4 separate regions of the Homo sapiens genome follow, and all the other regions are linked to region 1. A link is a contact called in ENCODE Hi-C or POLR2A ChIA-PET data. All regions are on one chromosome and are shown on one strand. Each heading gives the region's core, a stretch centred on a gene start or an enhancer-like site at or near the end of the contact. The rest is flanking DNA. Distances are from core to core; before and after follow the strand shown. Region 1 holds the start of STK17A (serine/threonine kinase 17a). Region 2 has its middle 240 kb from the start of INHBA. Region 3 holds the start of MYO1G (myosin IG). Region 4 holds the start of PURB (purine rich element binding protein B).

Region 1 (4,517 bases), core at 129-2,628:
ATTTACTGAACGCCATGTGGCAAGCCCAGTGGTATGCGCTTGACAAGCATGGCATCTTCAGGCCACCTCTGAGGTAGGTACTGTCATCATTATACGATTTTACGGATGAGGAAAGTGAGGCTGGAGAGTCTAACCCCTCCAAAGGCAAACACAGCAAGAAGGGCACGAATATGAACTCAGGTCTGCCCCCAAAGCCAGAGTATTTAACAACTTCTTCAAACTGTTCTCAAGGAAGAGTCGCCAAACCCCACAAAAATCACTCGATCACCCCTCTTCAGCATACAAAATGTAAAGCATCCGAACAGCCTGCACCTGCAACTTTACAGACCAAGTTGTAAGCTCTCTCTACTCCCACAAAAAAAGGGTGGGCTAGCGTGGGGTGGGGGGAGAAGGCAAGAATCGGTTCCCAGCAAAGTAAAAAGCGAGAAAAGGGCCAAGCGCCCACGAAAGAAACCAATCTAAACTCGAAGCAAAGGGACCTAAATGCTTTAGAACTAAAACGGCAGAAAACCAACCAAGAAAACGAAAATGAATTCAGCAGAAGACCGACACAAGGTAACAGAGCGCCGGTGCAAAGGAAGCGGTCACAACGGATGCTGTATTTTATTAAAACCACACAGGCAGACCAAGAAAGTCGCAAGAGTTGAAGGAAAAATGCAAAGTCGGCTCCACAGACCTCTGGTTTTCAGACCCGCTGCTCGGGGTGAAAGGCAGAGCGCGGCCCGCACCTTCTCTCGTTAAATAGCCATTCGAAACGCCACAGAGAACGAAAGGGCTGAGGAAAGTGTCCGCGCCTCCGGGACCGCCATCGAGTTACCACCACTCGCTTGCTGGGCGCGGCGCGTGGAGGGGGCGCTGGTGCGACTCGGCTGCCCTACTTGCCGTCGGCACCCAAGTTTGTGCCAAGTCACAACGCGCGTTATCGGCAGCAGCAACGCCACTTCAGCCTCGCCGCCGCGGCGCCGGCACTTATCGGCGCCCACGTCCCGCCCCGCGCGTCCGGGAAGGTTCCGCGCCGGGCCCCGCCCGTCCTCACCTGCCCAGCTCCCGGCCCGGGCACAGGCTGTAGCCGTCCTGGAAGGGCTCGGTGCGCACCACGGCGCGTATCTCTGTCAGCAGCCCGCGGGCCTGGGGCGGCGGCGGCGGCCGGCACGGCCCGCTCAGACCCCGGCCTGCCCGGCCCGAGCCTGAGGTGGCGCCTGGGGAGGAGCCGCCGCTGCCTGGCTTCTCCAAAGGGATCATGGTGTTCAGGCCCGCTTCTTTCCTGGCCGCCTGTTCACTCCGAGCAGCCGGAGGGTCACGGACCCGCCCCCGGCTCCTAGTGCCGGTCCGCGGAGCCTTCAAACACCCGCTCTCCCCAGCGCGGCGCTCGGACTGCGGCAGGCAGACTACCGGTAGCTCGGGCCCGCCCCGCGCCCCGCGACCGGCCCCGCCCCCGTGACCGCCCCGCGCCTGCCCTGCACCCTGCTTCTGGCCCCGGCCAACCCCTCCCCACGTCCGCCCCGCGCCCGACCCCGCCCCGGCCTCACTCCGTGGCCGCCCGCCCCCTCGCTGAGCTCCCGCGGGGTCCTGAGCGCCCGATGCCTCACGCGCGCCCTCTGCAGCTCAGGGGGAGAAGGTGCAGCTTTCGGGACGGCCCGGAGGCTGGAGGCGACTCACAGCACCACCCTTTGGCCAGGACAGCCTACTGCGTTAGCAGAGTTGCGCACCTGTTGAGCGTCTGAGAGTCACAAAAGCTGACCTTCGGTTAATAAAAGGCATTTGAGCTGTAAGCGGGACTTCACGTGGTGAGGAGGGGAGGGGTCTGGAGGCACTTCGGTTAATAAAAGGCATTTGAGCTGTAAGCAGGACTTCACGTGGTGGGGAGGGGTGATGAGATCCTGATCTCCGTACACTGGGAGAGGGGTCTGGAGGCAGAGTTGTATAAATATTATTAACCCTGCACACCGGCCCTATGAAATAGACACTATTATATTGTCTGTAGTCGTCTCTATATTTACTTTCGAGGTCCTCTCATCCGGTCTTACGACTTTAATTACCATCTATATGCTCATGACTACAGAATTTGTATCTCTAGCTTCCAAATATTCCCTGAACTTCAGACTGGTGTATTTGACTATGCATTTGGCATCTCCACTTACATGTCAAATTAGCATCTCAGACTTAACATACACAAAAGTAAGTTGCTGATTGGTCTTCATGAATGCACTCCTACCCAGCTTTCCCCGTCTCAGTTTTCTTCATCTCCTTCCTTCTAGCTGTTCAGGCCAAAAATCTTGGGATGAGCATTGATTCCTCTCTCATGCTCATCTCCAGTTTGTCAGTAAACCCTCTTGTCTTTTCCTTCAAACTAGATGCGGCGTTTGATCACTTCTCTCTATTTCCACCTTACCACCATGGCCTGAGCCATCGTTATCTCTTACCTGGATTATTGTGATAGTTTACTAACTGGACCACCTGCTTCCATCCTTCTTTCTCCCTAATGTCGCATAGTTCATTTTCAAGGCAATGAGAGTGATCTTTTAAAAATCGAAACCAAATCACACCACTGCTCTACTCAGACTGTCTCAGTGGAGTTTTGCTTCTGGCACTGATATACTAGTTTATTTGTGTTCAATATTCTCACTAAGAAAAAATAGAAAAGTTGACAAAAGTTAAAAATTTCCTCTCCCAGCAAGGACTTGGATGACTGAAATCCTGGAAAGATAGGCAGCTCAGAAAGCCACCACTTTTCCCATGAGGTATTTGATGATTTTAAAGCCATGGCTGAAAGAGTGAGAAAGTAAGCAGAGCTTTCAGTCATCTCATGGGGTTGGGGAGACAAAAAAAAAATTGGAGTTTAGGACCTATTTATGATGAGGGGCTGGTAAGCAACTAGGCTTTCAGCTGGGACTCCGAAGAGCTATACCCTAGGGGTGTGGATGAACGGGAAATAGACCCAAGGGCTGAAAACCAGCTTCAAATGGCAACAGTAAATATTCTCTCTGGGGAAAAAAAGCATCATTCAGAGCAACACATTACCCATATAATATTTTATACACCATGTCTGAAACTTAATTTAAACAAAGGACACAGAATTGTCTTAAAAACTAAGGGAAAAAGAAAACAGAAATAAACACACAGAAGATCCAGATATTAAAGTTTAAAGACAGATTTTAAAATAATTCTGTTAAATATCTTCAAGAAATTAAATTGCAAGATAAAGAGTTTTCAGCAGAGAACTGGAAACTCCAAAGAAGAATACAATGGAATTTTGGAATTGGAGAAAAAAACACACTAACTAAAACTACTACAGAATTATGGGCTTAATAACAGATGAGATACAACTTAAGCAAGAATTAGTGAAGCTAATAAGCAAAACAAAATATGAAAAATGACATACAAGAGATATGAAAGAACTTTCTATAAAAGAGATAAGGTCTCAGAAAGGAGACTATGACACATGTGATATGTGGTAAAACATTCTAACACACACGTAATTGGAATATCAGGAAGAGAGGTGAGAGAAAAAAGGAAAAGAAGCAGTATTTGAAAAGATAACGGCTGGAAATTTTTTAAAACTAATGAACAACAATTCTCAGAGTCAAGAAACATTATGAACATAGAGCAGGATTTCAAGCAAAGAAAACCATGTCTAGGCACATTGTAAACTACTGAGAAACAAAATCAAAAAGAAAAGGTTTAAAATCAGCAAAGAAAACAGAGATATAATCTGCAAATGAGCAACAATAAAATTAAAAGCTTATTCTCAAAGAACCAATGGAAGCCTAAACACCTTCAAATGTTTTCAAAGCGCTAGGAGAAATTACCTATCAACCTATATTATATACCCAGTAAAAATGATCTTCAAAATTGAAAATAAAATACAGCCAGTTTTATAACCAAGAAACACTAAGATCATCAGCTGATTTACATTAAAGGAAATTCCAAAAGGAGTTTTTCAGGCAGATGGAATATAATCCCAAATGAAATCATGGAGACATCTAAAGGAATGAAGAGCAATCAATCCTTTTATATATGGATAGATATAAATACATATATATATATGGATAGATATAAATAAACACAATTTATATAAAACAATAAAAATAACGTCATGTGAAGTTTAAATATATGTAGAATTAAAATATACACAATAGCAGCACAAAAAGTGAGATAGAGTAAATGAAAGTAAAGTGTTCTAAAGTCCTAGGATTGTATAGGAATTGATAAAAGTACTTGGCTTTAATACATCAATAATGAATATTATAATCTCTAGAATAACAGCAAAAGTAATAGAAAAAGAATGAATAACATGTAAAAAAGAGGGGAAATGAAAAAATAAAAAATAAAAGAAGCAAGAAAGGGAAAAAAGGAACACAGACAAGTAGAAACAAATAGATGATCACTTTGGGAAGCCAAGGAGGGTAGATCACCTGAGGTCAGGAGTTCGAGACCAGCCTGGTCAACATAGTGAAACCCCCATCTCTATTAAAATAAAACACAAAAAACGAGCTAGGCGTGGTGGTGGGCACCTG
Region 2 (4,517 bases), core at 728-3,227, 1.6 Mb after region 1:
AGGGCGTGGTGGCAGGCGCCTGTAGTCCCAGCTACTCAGGAGGCTGAGGCAGGAGAATGGCGTGAACCCAGGAGGCAGAGTTTGCAGTGAGCTGAGATCTTGCCACTGCACTCCAGCCTGAGTGACAGAGTGAGACTCCATCTCAGAAAAAAAAAAAAAAAGAAAAGAAAAAGAAAAGAAACCGCAGAGCCATCCGGGTACGGCTGCATGTATTTGCATTTACAGTGACTGATGCTGAGTTCCTGGCTATAGGAGTATTCCATTTTATGGAATACTTCTGGATACTGCACTCACAGACTCAACTGTAAACTGAACACATTTATATTATATCTCTAATCTCTATTCTCATAATAGTCTTACTAGTATTACCACCACTTTAAAAATGGAGAGAGAGAGAAAGAGAAAGTGTGTGTGTTACCTTTCTGAAATCACTCAGCTAGCAAGTGCAAGAACAGGGATCCCAACCCTCACCACTTCTCCACATTCCTTGTTTTGCGAATCAAGATGTGTGACCCTGTTTGGGGTTAGGCACAGTGGCTCAAGCCTCTAATCCCAGCACTTTGGGATGCCGAGGAGGGTGGATCACCTGAGCTCAGGAGTTTGAAACCAGCCTGGCCAACATGGTAAAACCCCATCTGTACTAAAAATACAAACATTGGCTGAGAGTGGTTGTGCACACCTGTAAATCTGAGCACTTTGAGAGGCTGAGATAGGAAGATCACATGAGGTTAGGAGTACGAGACCAGCCTAGCCAACATGGTGAAACTGCGTCTCTACTAAAAATATAAAAATTAGCCGGGCGTGGTGGTGCACCTGTAATCTCAACTACTCAGGAGGCTGAGGCAGGAGAATCGCTTGGACCCGGGAGGCAGAGGTTGCAGTGAGCTGAGATTGTGCCACTGAACTCCAGCCTGAGTGACGGAGTGAGACTATGTTTCAAAAAAAAAGATGTTATGACATTGTTTGGGTCATAATCAGTCACAGAGAAACATAGTGGCAAAATCCCAGTCTCTGAGTTCCAAGGCAGAGAATATGTGAGTTTACTCAGAGATGACAATTTAAGATTGCCTCTTCCTTAGCTCTGGGACCTCAGGCAAGTTTATGTATCTGTGCCTCAGTGTCCTCATCTGTCCAGATGACTGAATCATTGTGAGCAGGAGATGAGTTAAGTCTTGCAGTGTTTGCAGGCACCAGGGAAGTGGCACAGGTTATAATTAACAGTTCAGACATCAGGGAAGGGTTCCAAGAACATGAGTTAAACACTGACTAAGGAGGGGCCCTTTCAGAAGAGGAAGAGGTGGAGAGGAAGGTACAAGAGACAGTATGAGGTGGGAGAGTGGACCTCTGTAGATGAGGGTCAGGAAGGAGGTTGACAGGATGTACATAAGGCACTGGCAGGAGTGAAAACTCGGGGTGAAGGTGCATAGGCCCCAAACACCCCATGAAGGAGTCTGGGCTTTGCCCTGGAGGACCAGAGCTGGAGGGGACACACCAGGGGGGCCAGTGGGTGTGCTTTTTGGAGAAAATTTTAGAAGAAGAGGGAGGAGGCCAGAAGTCAACGATGCCTGGTCTAGAAGTCATAGCTTCTGTGAACGAGGAAGTCTCATAGGCAAAAGAACAGGCCTGGTCTTATGGGGTTCTGGGTCCAAAGGCCAGACCTGTTGCAAAGTGTCAGCAAGAGAAAAATTCCTGGCCCTCTCCTGCCAGCTCTAGCTCCCCCTGTCAATGAGAGAAAGGACAGGCCTATTCCAGAACACTCAGCCATCAGGCACAATCTCCAAGACTTGACTGTCCACTGCCCTCCTTCCCTCCCTCCACACTCCCCTCACCACACTTGTGGAGGGCCTGGGGATTAATGCCCAGTTTGCAGGGCATTTAATAGTGGCTTCTCAGCGGGCGGAGCTGCAAACGCGTCCAACAGCCCCTTCAGCCCATGCTGCTGCTGCCACCGCGTGGTGCAGGCGGGGAATGACTGCGCACCGTCCCTGTTCAGCGGGAGCACCGGAGCCCATCTCCACCTCCGTTCTCTGCGCTGAAGAGGAAAGAACCACGCGGATTCAGCACGGGGAATGTTTCTTGTTTAGGAACTGTAATATAGGGATTGGACACTAGCTAAAAAAGAGCATCTTTGGAGATGGGGGTATTAAACAGTTCAAATATGCTTGGGATTCATCAATATGAGACTTGGAGAAACATCTCTGTGGCCACTGCTGTGGCTTTCTTGGATCTGAACCAGACACTGCCTTTGTTTTTTACTACATATAAGCCAGAGGGAGTCCTGGGCTGCCTGAGCTGGGGAGGCGGGTGCGGTGACAGCAGCGCCCCTGCAGACTGAGCCTGCGAGTCCCACGCGTGAAGCCCACGCGTGAAGCCCGCAGGGTGCGCCGGGTTGTGCGGGGCATGGCAGCTCCCAGCCCCTCCACACATCGGGTCGGCCACTTCCCTGCGGGGACAGAATCTAGCATTTTTTCAACTGTCCTAGTCTATGTATAATTCCGTTTGTCTTTTGAAAGCAGTTGTTTATTTTGAAAGGCACAAGCGGAATGCCTTACATCAGCGCCCCTTGACCCGGAGGTAGGAGGAGCGTGAGAGGAGCCACAGGGTGGACTTTAAACCACACCGATGTGCTTGAGTCACGGGTCCTCGGGTAGCAAGTGGCTCTGCACAAGTTGTTGAACTTTTGAATTTTTTTTTTTTGACAGAGTCTCACTTATGTCCCCCAGGCTGGTGTGCAATGGCACGATCTCCGCTCGCTGCAACCTCCGTCTCCCCGGCTCAAGCAATTCTCCTGCCTCAGCCTCCAGAGTAGCTGGGATTACAGGCGCCCCCCACCAAGCCCAGCTACTTTTTTGTAGTTTTAGTAGAGATGGGGTTTCACCATGTTGGCCAGGCTGGTCTCAAACTTCTGACCTCAAGTGATTCGCCTGCTTCAGGCTCCCAAAGTGCTAGGATTACCGGCGTGAGCCACCACGCCCGGCCAGTTGTTGAACTTTCTATGAGCCTCTGTTTCCTCATCTGTGGAATGTGTCCTAGTCTATGTAGTAGATTAGTCTCTCTTGTAGAGGAGTCTAAATCATCAAGGGCGGTGTGTTTGCCTTTCATTTTACCCCACTCCAGACCACTCAGCAGGGCCCCCTTCTCGTTACTCCCTTTAACTATTGCAGCGAGTTAGGCAGTGACCCTTATATTCATGTCCGGGCAATCACTTCAAACATGGATATAGATGAACTCTGTGCCAAAAGAAGCATGTAACTGATTGCCCCCCAAAAGGAGAGGGCCAGGGCTGGTCATAGCGATGACCATGTGCCCAGAGGTCTTAGCGTGTGCCCCAGAGGAGGCTCCAAAATGAGGAAATGAGGGATCTGAAGGGCGGAAGGGAAGAGAGGTTCAGGCAGGTGTCCAAGGCTATCTGCCTGGTCAGTGACAGAGCCTGGACTGTGTGAAGGCAGATCCCATGCGTCTACCACTCACTGGCTGCCTCCAGCGGAAAGCAGAGTGGGCCCTGGGGTCACACACTCAGCTGGGAGGGAGTCCTCTTCCACGGAGTCAGTGGGTGACAGGGAATAGCCAGAGGCAGGGAAAGGAGAAGAGAGTGAGCAGAACAAGGTCATGGCAAAGTCTGGGTGAGAGGGAGGCTCCCAGGTGCAGGGCATTGAGAAGGGAACCCACAAGGGGAGGGGCCGAGGGTGGGGAGCCGCGGCTGGGGCACACTGAGGGTGAGGAGAGCATCCCATCCATGTGAAAATACCCAGGAGCTTGGGGATTTTGAGCTCCTATGAGTGGGCGTCTCATACCCAGAGTTCATTGCTGATGCCTTGACTGATTTCTTAAAACAGAAAAGATTTACTTGTAGGTGAAAGGAAGGAGAAAGACAGAAAAGAAATGTAATAGAGTGTCCCAGACAGGACTCAGTGCCATCAGGGATAGGGGTCAGGCACCTCTTGCCCAGAGATGCTTAAGGAGCTATGGTTCTTTGATGCTCTACCATTCTAGGAGTAGTTCAGGCAGCAAGAGAAACATCTTCCTGCCGCTAAGAATTGCTCAGACTTCAGCTGTTGTGGGCACTTACATTACTTAAGTTCAGTTTTTGTCACTCAAGGAAAGTCTTGTTGACAGAGGTGACAGAGGCTCAGAGTTAGGACCCATGTAGCAGAGATCAGCTTTACTGGGAAAAACTGCTTTGAGGCTCTGTAGGGAGCGGAATGAGAAACGGCAGTCACACACTGCCCCCTGGTGTTCAAGAGCATTTACTGTACCTTGGCTGCTTCCAAAGAGACAGGCGGAGCTCAGGCTTAGTCACCTTACAAATGTCCTTCCTAGGTGTTTTGGGTCTTACACATGTTCTTTTCACCTGTCAGTAACGAGGACCAGCTTTAGTGTTTACCAATCTATTTGCGCACTTTTTGGCCATACAACCCCGTGCAGGAAAAATAATCACAGGGAAAGAGAAGTGGGCTCTCCTCCCTGCACCCTTCCCTGCTCCCACAGCAGCCCACCTGGGAGCTGGCATATGTGAT
Region 3 (4,517 bases), core at 521-3,020, 1.4 Mb before region 1:
CATTTTTAAGTGGTTAGTGGTGGGGGAAATACCCAAAATAGTATGATTACGTGACAGATGAAAAGTTTGCGAAGTTCAGATTTCGGTGTCCTTAACGTTTTACTGGAATACAGCCATCTTGGTTCCACTGGTTGGCTTGACTCCCTGGGGGTTGGGGAAGTGAAACTTGAAAAGACAGATGAGCTGGCAAGAGTCTGGGTGAGAATTCCCAGACTTGAGTGTAGGTTTGGGAAACCCTTCAAAAGCACCAGCCCAAGAGCCTGGGGGTGGGGAGGAGGCCACACTTGTCAGAGTTCCGAAGGACTGACTTTGAATTTGCCCAAGAGGAGCCCCAGGTCTGGCCCAGGGTGGAGCCAGAGGCTGCCCACTTACAAATTTGGGGATTTTTCAGGCCAGTGGCCCCTTATTGCAGTGGTGCGTGACTCAGTTTTATTAGGTACTTGAATAAGTACTTTCAGTTTTATCAGGAATGCATTTGCTTTAAGGTATTCGAGAGAAAAAAATAAACTTAACTTGCCTATCCATTACTTCAAAGTTTAAAAAATGGGATGACTGAAAGACAATAGTTAAACTAGTGCTTATGAGTACAACAAATCTCAAAGGCAGCACATGAATGACTGAAGTTTGGGAATTCTGGAGTCTGCCCTTTGACCTCCCTGTATGAGGGAAGGGGTGAAAGAGAAATGTCACCAGTCTATTTGTAGGATGAGAGAGAACTGCATCCATTTGACCTTTGATGAGAGAATCGCCCCAGTGTTCCTAGAGGATGGGTGTGACCTGCCCCAGTCTGTCCTGGGATGAAAAAGAACTTTTTCCAGTCTGCCTGGAAGCTAAGAGAACTGCACCCCTCCCACTTCTTCCAGGAGCACTAAGTGTCAGGAATGCAGTGTCTGGAGATTTTGGCCACTCCCTAAATGCAGCCGCTCCCCAAATGCGCTGCCTCATCTTCAAAGTGCAGGGACAGCAGCTCTGAGATGAGGCCACAGGGCTCCAGGCATGTTCCTGGTCCTCACTGCAGTTTATGGGGGATCGGCTGGACACAAGTACAAGGCAGAGGACAGTTAGGGGCACAGGGGTCCCACTGAAGGCCAGCCCCATGCAGAGGATGCTCTGGGGTCCTCTGTCCCTCCCCCGTGGCTGGGGTGGGGAATTGCAGTGCTAGGACCACTGGCCCTTGGCAGGTCACACAAGAAGCTTTGCTCGTCTACACCCCAGTGTGGCCTTCACACTGCAAAGAAGGCTGTTGCCCCCACCCCAAAGGCCTGGGCATTAGGATCCTTTTTCATTTTTGTATTAATGTACAATGTACATACAGTATATTGCATCTAGTGTTCAGTTCTGACTTGAGAGACACACACAGCCAGGTAACCAAGATCACGTCAAAAAATCTTTCTTTAAAGTCCCACAAGTGACTCTAACGTGCTGCCAGGGTTGGAAGCCAACCCACGGAGTCTTGTCTCCTGCTTGTGGGTGGAGGGGAGCTTCCGAAGGAGGCCAGCGAAGAACCCTCCAAAGCGGGGAGGACCCAGCATCCGGCCCCTCGCCCCTGGCGTGCAAACGGGTCAGACCGTTAGGCACAGCCTCCTTGTGGGGCGCAGGGACAGGAAGCAGGGTTTAGAGCACCTCGAGGGGGAAGGAGTGGCAAGTGCGGAGGGCAGCCCCTCCCAGGACTAGAACCCACTTCCTACTTTACACCAGCACTGGAGGAGGCTGGTGGGGCAGGGCGGGGGCGGTGGGGCCTCCCCTAGCCTTCCCTCCCCCTCTCCTTCACTGTCCTTCCAGCAGGCACAGGAAGGTGAGGCAAGGTGTTTCCAGCCGGCAGGATGGAGGACGAGGAAGGCCCTGAGTATGGCAAACCTGACTTTGTGCTTTTGGACCAAGTGACCATGGAGGACTTCATGAGGAACCTGCAGCTCAGGTAGGCCCAGGGCAGGAGGCAGTGGCTCCCCTCCTCCAGGGTCTCCCACCTTGCGTCCTCGCAGAGACCTGAGGGAAAGAGGAAGGCACGCTGCTGTCCAAGGGAGGGGGCAGTGGCACACACCCACCCAGACCAGATGGGGCTGAAATGAGTGCCTCAAAGCACGGCCCCAGGGGACAGGAACAGACAAGGAGGCAACTGTCCCTGTCAGGGCTGGCAAGTCAGCACCGGAGCTGCCCACCACCTCAACCCACCCCTGCCTCCCACACAGTCCAGGCATCTTCTGCCCCTTCTTTCCTGCCCGACGGGGCCAGGGCATGACACTTCTTGGACAGATACATACCAGGCACTATCTTTCCAGGAGGGACCAGGGGCACCTCCCTCCAGCCACTTCCCAGCCAGTTGTTGATGCTCCCTCGATGCATCTCATCCATGGGGCCTGGCCTGAGCCCTGGGGACACTGAGATGAAGCAGTCAGGCTCCACCCTAGGGTCCAAACATTCCCACCAAGTTGAGGTGACATTCTCCTGGGGTACATGGAGTATCACAGGACACAGTTGGTAGAAGTGATATTGGAGCCCAATTTACCATCAAGGAGGGCAGGTGGAGGGCAGGGAGAAGCCCGGGAGGTAGGGGCATGGCACAGTAGGGTGGCCATACAGGCAGCTGGGCTTCCTGCCAGGACTCCCAGGGAGGGGCAGAAGGCCACTCGCTGTGTACTCCGGAAGCTCCCTGGGGAGAGCTTGGGGACCAGGATCCCCACTAAGCACCGAAGGCAAGAGACCACGAGCCTGGCTCAAAGAGGAGGGCTAGCCAGGACGTGAGCTAAGCACTTTGTGCACATTGTTCTACCTCATTCTTATAAAATGAGCTTATGAAACATTGTCCTCTCTATTTTGATGAGGAGAACACTGAGCCCTGGAGACGTGGGTGACTTGTGCCCTCATCCCCAGCTTGTAGGAGGATGGGAGCTAGGCCCAGGAAAACCCATGTCAGAGGTGGTGGAGAAAGAGGAACCTCAGGACAGGCCCACCCAGGACAGGCTGCCGGGAGACAGGGCCATCCAGGGAAGGGTGGGTACCACACACCAAGGGGAGATGGGTCTGAGGGGCAGGCCTGCCAGTCCTCCTCCCAGGGGCAGAAAGGTCAAGAGAAGGGCAGACATCCACCCCCACTGGGGACCAGGTTTGTGAAGGAAAGGGTCAAGAAGTCTGAGGCTGTGCCAGGGGAGAGGCAGCAGCCACTGGCCACAGGCTGGGGGGTCGGGGGTGTAAAGACAACGACATCAACTCCCTCCCTGTCATCTGGGTGGGGCTGGGTGGGGTCCCCTTTTGTCTCTGGGTTCCCGCCCAGGCCTTGAGACAGGAAACAGCCGAGGAGGCCCCTCCTTCCCCTCCCAGCCCAGTCACTTCTCAACCCCATCTCCCCATCTGCCCTGCGGGGTTCACCCCAGGAGCCAGCCCTGACTCACGGCACCCAGTGCAGTCTTGGGCAAGTCTGTTTCCTTTGCAAAATGAGTGGTCATGTTTCCAGTGACCTTGGGATCCCTGGGGAGACCACTGTGGACCCCAAACTCTATGCCGCAATGGAGACAGTCTCTGAGTGGCTCAGCTCACCCAGGATGGCACCAGGGAGACGCAAGGTCAACACCTGCCCCCTTCTTCCTTCTCCACTCTCAGCCCGTCAGGGTGGGAGCGCTGGCCTACTGGGGCCAGGCCCTGATATGGGCTCTGGCGAAAGGCCTGTGGGTGCCTGTAAGCCTGTGAGTGCTGAGGCCTACCCCTGCTGTGTCCAGGTTCGAGAAGGGCCGCATCTACACCTACATCGGTGAGGTGCTGGTGTCCGTGAACCCCTACCAGGAGCTGCCCCTGTATGGGCCTGAGGCCATCGCCAGGTACCAGGGCCGTGAGCTCTATGAGCGGCCACCCCATCTCTATGCTGTGGCCAACGCCGCCTACAAGGCAATGAAGCACCGGTCCAGGGACACCTGCATCGTCATCTCAGGTACCTGTCCCTGCCGCCGGGCCCCCACCCTCGGCATCTTCATTTGTGAACATTTGGGAGGGCCATTAGAGCATCTCCTGTGCCCTGTGTCCTGATGGGGGCCCTAGGACCCCATCTTGCCAGTCTTGGGGGTGTGAGTGGGCACAGGGAGCTGGGCTAAGAGAGCGAACCTGGCTGATTCTCTCAACTCTGGTCTTTCCGGCAGGGGAGAGTGGGGCAGGGAAGACAGAAGCCAGTAAGCACATCATGCAGTACATCGCTGCTGTCACCAATCCAAGCCAGAGGGCTGAGGTGGAGAGGTGAGTGGCAATGGGCAGCTCTGGGCCTCAGCATGGCAGGCCAGGGACCTCAGTGTGGCAGGAAGGGCTGGCTCTGGGGAGTGAGAGACGGCAACTGGAGTCTAGCTCAGGTCAAGTTCAGTGGGAACTTGGGAAGTTTCCAGATAATGCCAACACACCCGGAGGTGAGACAGGGTGACCCATGCCAAGGACCTCTCCTTGGGTGGGTGAGACCTAGCCAAGGTACTGGGCCTACCAGCTGGGAGGAGGCAGCAGCCACAGGTAGGATGAGGAGAAGTGCAGCAGGGCCCAGAGAT
Region 4 (4,517 bases), core at 1,349-3,848, 1.3 Mb before region 1:
CAAGTGATGCCTGACATTGCATTCCTTCCTTAGGGATTTTAATGTCTCAATCCTCTCCAAGGATTGAATTGTTCACGACCCAAAATTTGGTATCTTCCTCTGAACTCTCCTTCTTCTAGGAAACTGATGTCAAATCCACCCTACCTGCTGGCAGCTCCCACACCTAATTACTACTGACCCATGTGGATGCACCCGAATTCACATTTATTGAGCACTCACTGTAATTCAGGCATTACGCTAAACATGTTTCAAGGATTACTGCCCAACAACCCTACAAGGTATTTTTTTTTTTAGTGCAGTTGTCCCCAACATCCTCTTTGATTCGTGTCTTTTCAAAATAATAATAATTACTTTATTGGGGTCTAATTTCTCTATAATAAACTACATTTGAATGAGTTTTGGCAAATCTGTGAAATCACTACCATAAACAAGACACAGAATACATCACCCTTAAAAGTTTCCTTGTATTACCCTTTCCAATCTGTCCCTCCATATTCAGGCCCAGGCAACTACTGATTTGCTCTCTGACACACACACACACAGACACATACACACACACCTTCCTCTTTCATATACTTTTATATAAATGGGGTCATACAAACTGTGTGATCATACTTTCACTTCCCTCGGGTAAATACCTAGAAGTGGAGGCTGGCTGCGGTGGGTCACGCCTGTAATCCTAGCACTTTGGGAGGCCGAGGTGGGTGGATTGCCTGAGCTCAGGTGTTCGAGACCAGCCTGAGCAACACGGTGAAACCCTATCTCTACTAAAATACAAAAAATGAGCTGGGTATGGCTATAGTCCCAGCTACTTAGGAGGCTGAAGCAGGAGAATTGCTTGAACCCAGGAGGCAGAGGTTGCAGTGAGCCAAGATTGTTCCACTGCACCCCAACCTGGGCAACAGAGCAAGACTGCTCAAAAAAAAAAAAAAAGTGGAAATGTTGGGTCTTATTTTATGAAAGGTATATAAGAAACTGCCAAACTGTTTCCCAAAGCATTTATACCATTTTATATCCTTACTAGCAATGTATGAGTTCCAGTTTCTTCACATCCTTCTCAACACTTGATGTTACATTTTTTAATTTTAGCCATTCTAGTTGGTATTTCATTCTGACTTTAATTTATATTTCCCTAATGATGAATAATGTTGAGCACTGTTTCATGTGCTTACTGGCTTTTTTGACGAAGTGTCTGTTAAAATCTTTCACCTTTTATATTGGGTTATCTATTATTTGTGTTCTTTACAAGTCCATTGTTGGATTCACTATCTATGAATAACTACATTTAGGCTGGGTGTGGTGGCTCACATCTGTAATCCCAGCACTTTGGGAGGCTGAGGCGGGCAGATCACCTGAGGTCAGGAGTTCAAGACCAGCCTGGCCAACATTGTGGAACCCCATCTCTACTAAAAATACAAAAATTAGCCGGGTGTGGTGGCGGTTGCCTGTAATCCCAGCTACTCAGGAGGCTGAGGTAGGAGAATTGCTTGAACCCGGGAGGTGGAGGGTGTAATGAGCTAAAATCACGCCACTGCACTCCAGCCTGGGTGACAGAGCAAGACTCAAAAAAAAAAAAAAAAAAATTTAAGGATGAGGACATTTTGGCTTTGGAAAATCAAGTAACTGGTCAAGGTCACAGATTCAAACCCAGTGCAGTTGCAGAGCCTACACTTTTTAACACTATTCCAATTCTGCCTCTTGTTACACCTCAATGCTTACAACAAAAAGACCTCATAGGAATTATTCATTTTATTGATAAAGAAACTAAAGATTGGCAGTCAATTTCCTTAACCACTTTAATATGGCTAACTGTGGGGACAGTTAACTGATCTCTGGATCCCAAATCTAACCTCATCCTAAATCATCTTCTTTCTATATTGTTCCCACAGTGATCTTTCCAAAATGTGAACCTGATCACATACGGTGGCTCCAGACTCTGGGGTAGGCACTAACTCTCCCGCACTGCAAATGGCTTTCCTTGATCTAATCCACCCTCCAGTGTCATCTACGACCATTCTTCAGGCATACACACCCCCAGCTGCTCTGAGCTCCCAGCATCAGGCCCTGGGTGCCTCTGCACTGCCGTCTCCTATGCTGGGTGGCTCTTCTCCAGAGTTGCCAGGCCAACTGCAGTTTGCCCTTCAGAGTCAGCTCATGCCTCCTCTAGGGAACCCCACAGGCTGGTCAGAACCCGCTTCCGAGTGCTCCAAAGGATCTCCCTCCCCCCGGTCGCCAGTGTATAGACTGGAACTCTGTTCCCAGCACACAACCAGCGCGAGCAGGCTGGGGCCTGAGTATGCTCAGCTAACGCCCCGGAAGCGAGAAGGAGGGAAGTGGACGACACCGGAGTCTAAAGTAAAAGTGTCACGGGAAGAGGCGCGTAGACAGACGCAGCGGGCGGCTGAGTCACGCTAAGGCTGGCAAGTCCCCAGGGCTAGAAACCGAGCAGTAACACTAGCCTACTCTCAGCTTGCCGCCCGCCCGGCGCGGCCCCTGACGTCACCCCTCTGCGCCACGCCGCCGCGGCGCTTCCGGCCGCGAGGCCGCGGAGGGCGGGACGGAGTGACTTCACGGGAAATCGCGCGCCGGAAGTGGCTAGGGCTGCACGGAAGTCGCGGGGGCGGGGCGCGGAGGCGATGGGGGGGCGGCGGCGGCCGGCGATGAGCGGCGGGAGCGCGTGAGCGAGCCGGGCGGGCGAGGCTGGGGGGCCCCGGAGCGCGAGCCGGAGGGCGGGGGCGCGAGCGCGGCGGGCGGTGGCGGCGAGGCGGCGGCCTAGAAGATGGCGGACGGCGACAGCGGCAGCGAGCGCGGCGGCGGCGGTGGGCCGTGCGGGTTCCAGCCCGCGTCCCGCGGCGGCGGCGAGCAAGAGACGCAGGAGCTGGCCTCGAAGCGGCTGGACATCCAGAACAAGCGCTTCTACTTAGATGTGAAGCAGAACGCCAAGGGCCGCTTCCTCAAGATCGCCGAGGTGGGCGCGGGCGGTTCCAAGAGCCGCCTCACGCTGTCCATGGCGGTGGCCGCCGAGTTCCGCGACTCGCTGGGCGACTTCATAGAACACTACGCGCAGCTGGGCCCTAGCAGCCCCGAGCAGCTGGCGGCTGGCGCCGAGGAGGGCGGCGGGCCGCGGCGCGCGCTCAAGAGCGAATTCTTGGTGCGTGAGAACCGCAAGTACTACCTGGACCTCAAGGAGAACCAGCGCGGCCGCTTCCTGCGCATCCGCCAAACGGTCAACCGCGGCGGTGGCGGCTTCGGCGCGGGCCCCGGGCCGGGCGGCTTGCAGAGCGGCCAGACCATCGCGCTGCCTGCGCAGGGCCTCATCGAGTTCCGCGACGCGCTGGCGAAGCTCATAGACGACTACGGAGGCGAGGACGACGAGCTGGCAGGCGGCCCGGGAGGCGGCGCCGGGGGCCCAGGGGGCGGCCTGTATGGAGAGCTCCCGGAGGGCACCTCCATCACCGTGGACTCCAAGCGCTTCTTCTTCGATGTGGGCTGCAACAAATACGGGGTGTTTCTGCGAGTGAGCGAGGTGAAGCCGTCCTACCGCAATGCCATCACCGTACCCTTCAAAGCCTGGGGCAAGTTCGGAGGCGCCTTTTGCCGGTATGCGGATGAGATGAAAGAAATCCAGGAACGACAGAGGGATAAGCTTTATGAGCGACGTGGTGGGGGCAGCGGCGGCGGCGAAGAGTCAGAGGGTGAGGAGGTGGATGAGGATTGAAACGGGCAGCTTCCCCTACAGGCCTCCACCCAACCACCATCCCCTTGGCTAGAGAATTCCCTTTCCTGCTCATCCCCAGTGAGCTAGTGGAGAGGGAGCAAGGGAGGCCGCAGAGGGAAAAAACAAAACGTAACACAGTTAAGAGAAATAATCGTAAGAGAACAGTGACGGACAACTTGAGAAAAGCAGTCAAGTTCCAAGGAACTGACAGCAACCTGCAAAGAGGAAAACAGCATCTCCTCACCTGCGTAAAATTGTCTCAGCTTCTGTTGTTTCTCAACTGAGGTTCGTAAACCCATCAGGATAATCCCTGGAGGGAATAGATCCTTGCACATCCAGGGCAAGAAACATGTCCAAGTTACCCAGACCATTGATAACAGTTGCATTTAGGTTGCACCTGGGTAATCTGGCATAAAAGATCTCTCTAGGCCTCACTGTTGCGGTGTCTATCCCTTCACCTCCATTGAAATCAGCATTTTGGATCTAGGTCTTCATGGAATCCTTGAGAAGAGAGGCCTTTACAATTACCCAGTTCTGAGGGTTCAGGTTCACGAAAAGAAATGCAACTTGGGATAATCATGAACAGGTTAAAGATAAGATTTCAAGAAGCCATCTAAGAATACAGAACCAAATTGGATCCATTTTTTTAAAAAAATGGTTTTGCATGGAACCTGGACCAAGGCAAATGTCTTTTCTTCGCAGAATTGTTTTCCAGGATGCCAGTGGATTCAGATAGCAATGCTTGGAGTAGAATCCGTTACTAAAATAGTTTCAAAGTTGACAAAAAATTTTCAAAGAT

What was found. Hi-C counts contacts between places; a loop is a spot of excess contacts on that map. ChIA-PET counts read pairs that join two places held with the same protein, here RNA polymerase II (POLR2A). Pooled maps may share reads with other maps.
Region 2: a pooled map shows a loop between it and region 1 (10-fold over the local background). The contact joins the enhancer-like site here to the promoter of STK17A in region 1. A Hi-C loop is called at or near these places in 7 of 50 pooled maps. POLR2A ChIA-PET finds 5 or more read pairs at or near these places in 2 of 52 experiments (A673 and activated CD4-positive, alpha-beta T cell).
Region 3: a loop to region 1 is called in a pooled map, with 9 times the contacts of the local background. The contact joins the promoter of MYO1G here to the promoter of STK17A in region 1. A Hi-C loop is called at or near these places in 1 of 168 maps with a recorded cell type or tissue (sigmoid colon), 2 of 37 single-sample maps with no recorded cell type and 12 of 50 pooled maps. POLR2A ChIA-PET finds 5 or more read pairs at or near these places in 1 of 52 experiments (GM12878).
Region 4: a map of natural killer cell shows a loop between it and region 1 (6-fold over the local background). The contact joins the promoter of PURB here to the promoter of STK17A in region 1. A Hi-C loop is called at or near these places in 1 of 168 maps with a recorded cell type or tissue (natural killer cell) and 12 of 50 pooled maps. POLR2A ChIA-PET finds 5 or more read pairs at or near these places in 1 of 52 experiments (A673).

The regions. Positions count from the first base shown.
Region 1 is chr7:43,579,969-43,584,485 of GRCh38, reverse strand. STK17A (serine/threonine kinase 17a) reads right to left here and starts at 1,378. Exons shown (of 7, transcript NM_004760.3): 1 at 1,037-1,378. The coding sequence starts at 1,242. RefSeq lists enhancers at 289-398, 529-578 and a silencer at 979-1,758.
Region 2 is chr7:41,940,656-41,945,172 of GRCh38, reverse strand. No RefSeq gene overlaps it. Among named protein-coding and RNA genes, the nearest start is that of INHBA, 240 kb to the right of the region's middle. Within about 2 kb of position 1,977, at least 7 of the 41 ENCODE cell types and tissues checked have a DNase peak (open chromatin) inside an H3K27ac peak, as active enhancers do.
Region 3 is chr7:44,976,268-44,980,784 of GRCh38, reverse strand. MYO1G (myosin IG) reads left to right here and starts at 1,770. Exons shown (of 22, transcript NM_033054.3): 1 at 1,770-1,918; 2 at 3,714-3,922; 3 at 4,128-4,221. The coding sequence starts at 1,824. RefSeq lists enhancers at 31-160, 1,388-1,437, 1,468-1,537 and a silencer at 1,738-1,827.
Region 4 is chr7:44,883,611-44,888,127 of GRCh38, reverse strand. It overlaps PURB (purine rich element binding protein B), which reads left to right and starts at 2,598. Exons shown (of 1, transcript NM_033224.5): 1 at 2,598-4,517. The coding sequence starts at 2,780. The coding sequence ends at 3,718. RefSeq lists enhancers at 472-571, 2,169-2,418, 2,567-3,526 and silencers at 2,409-2,768, 3,059-3,108.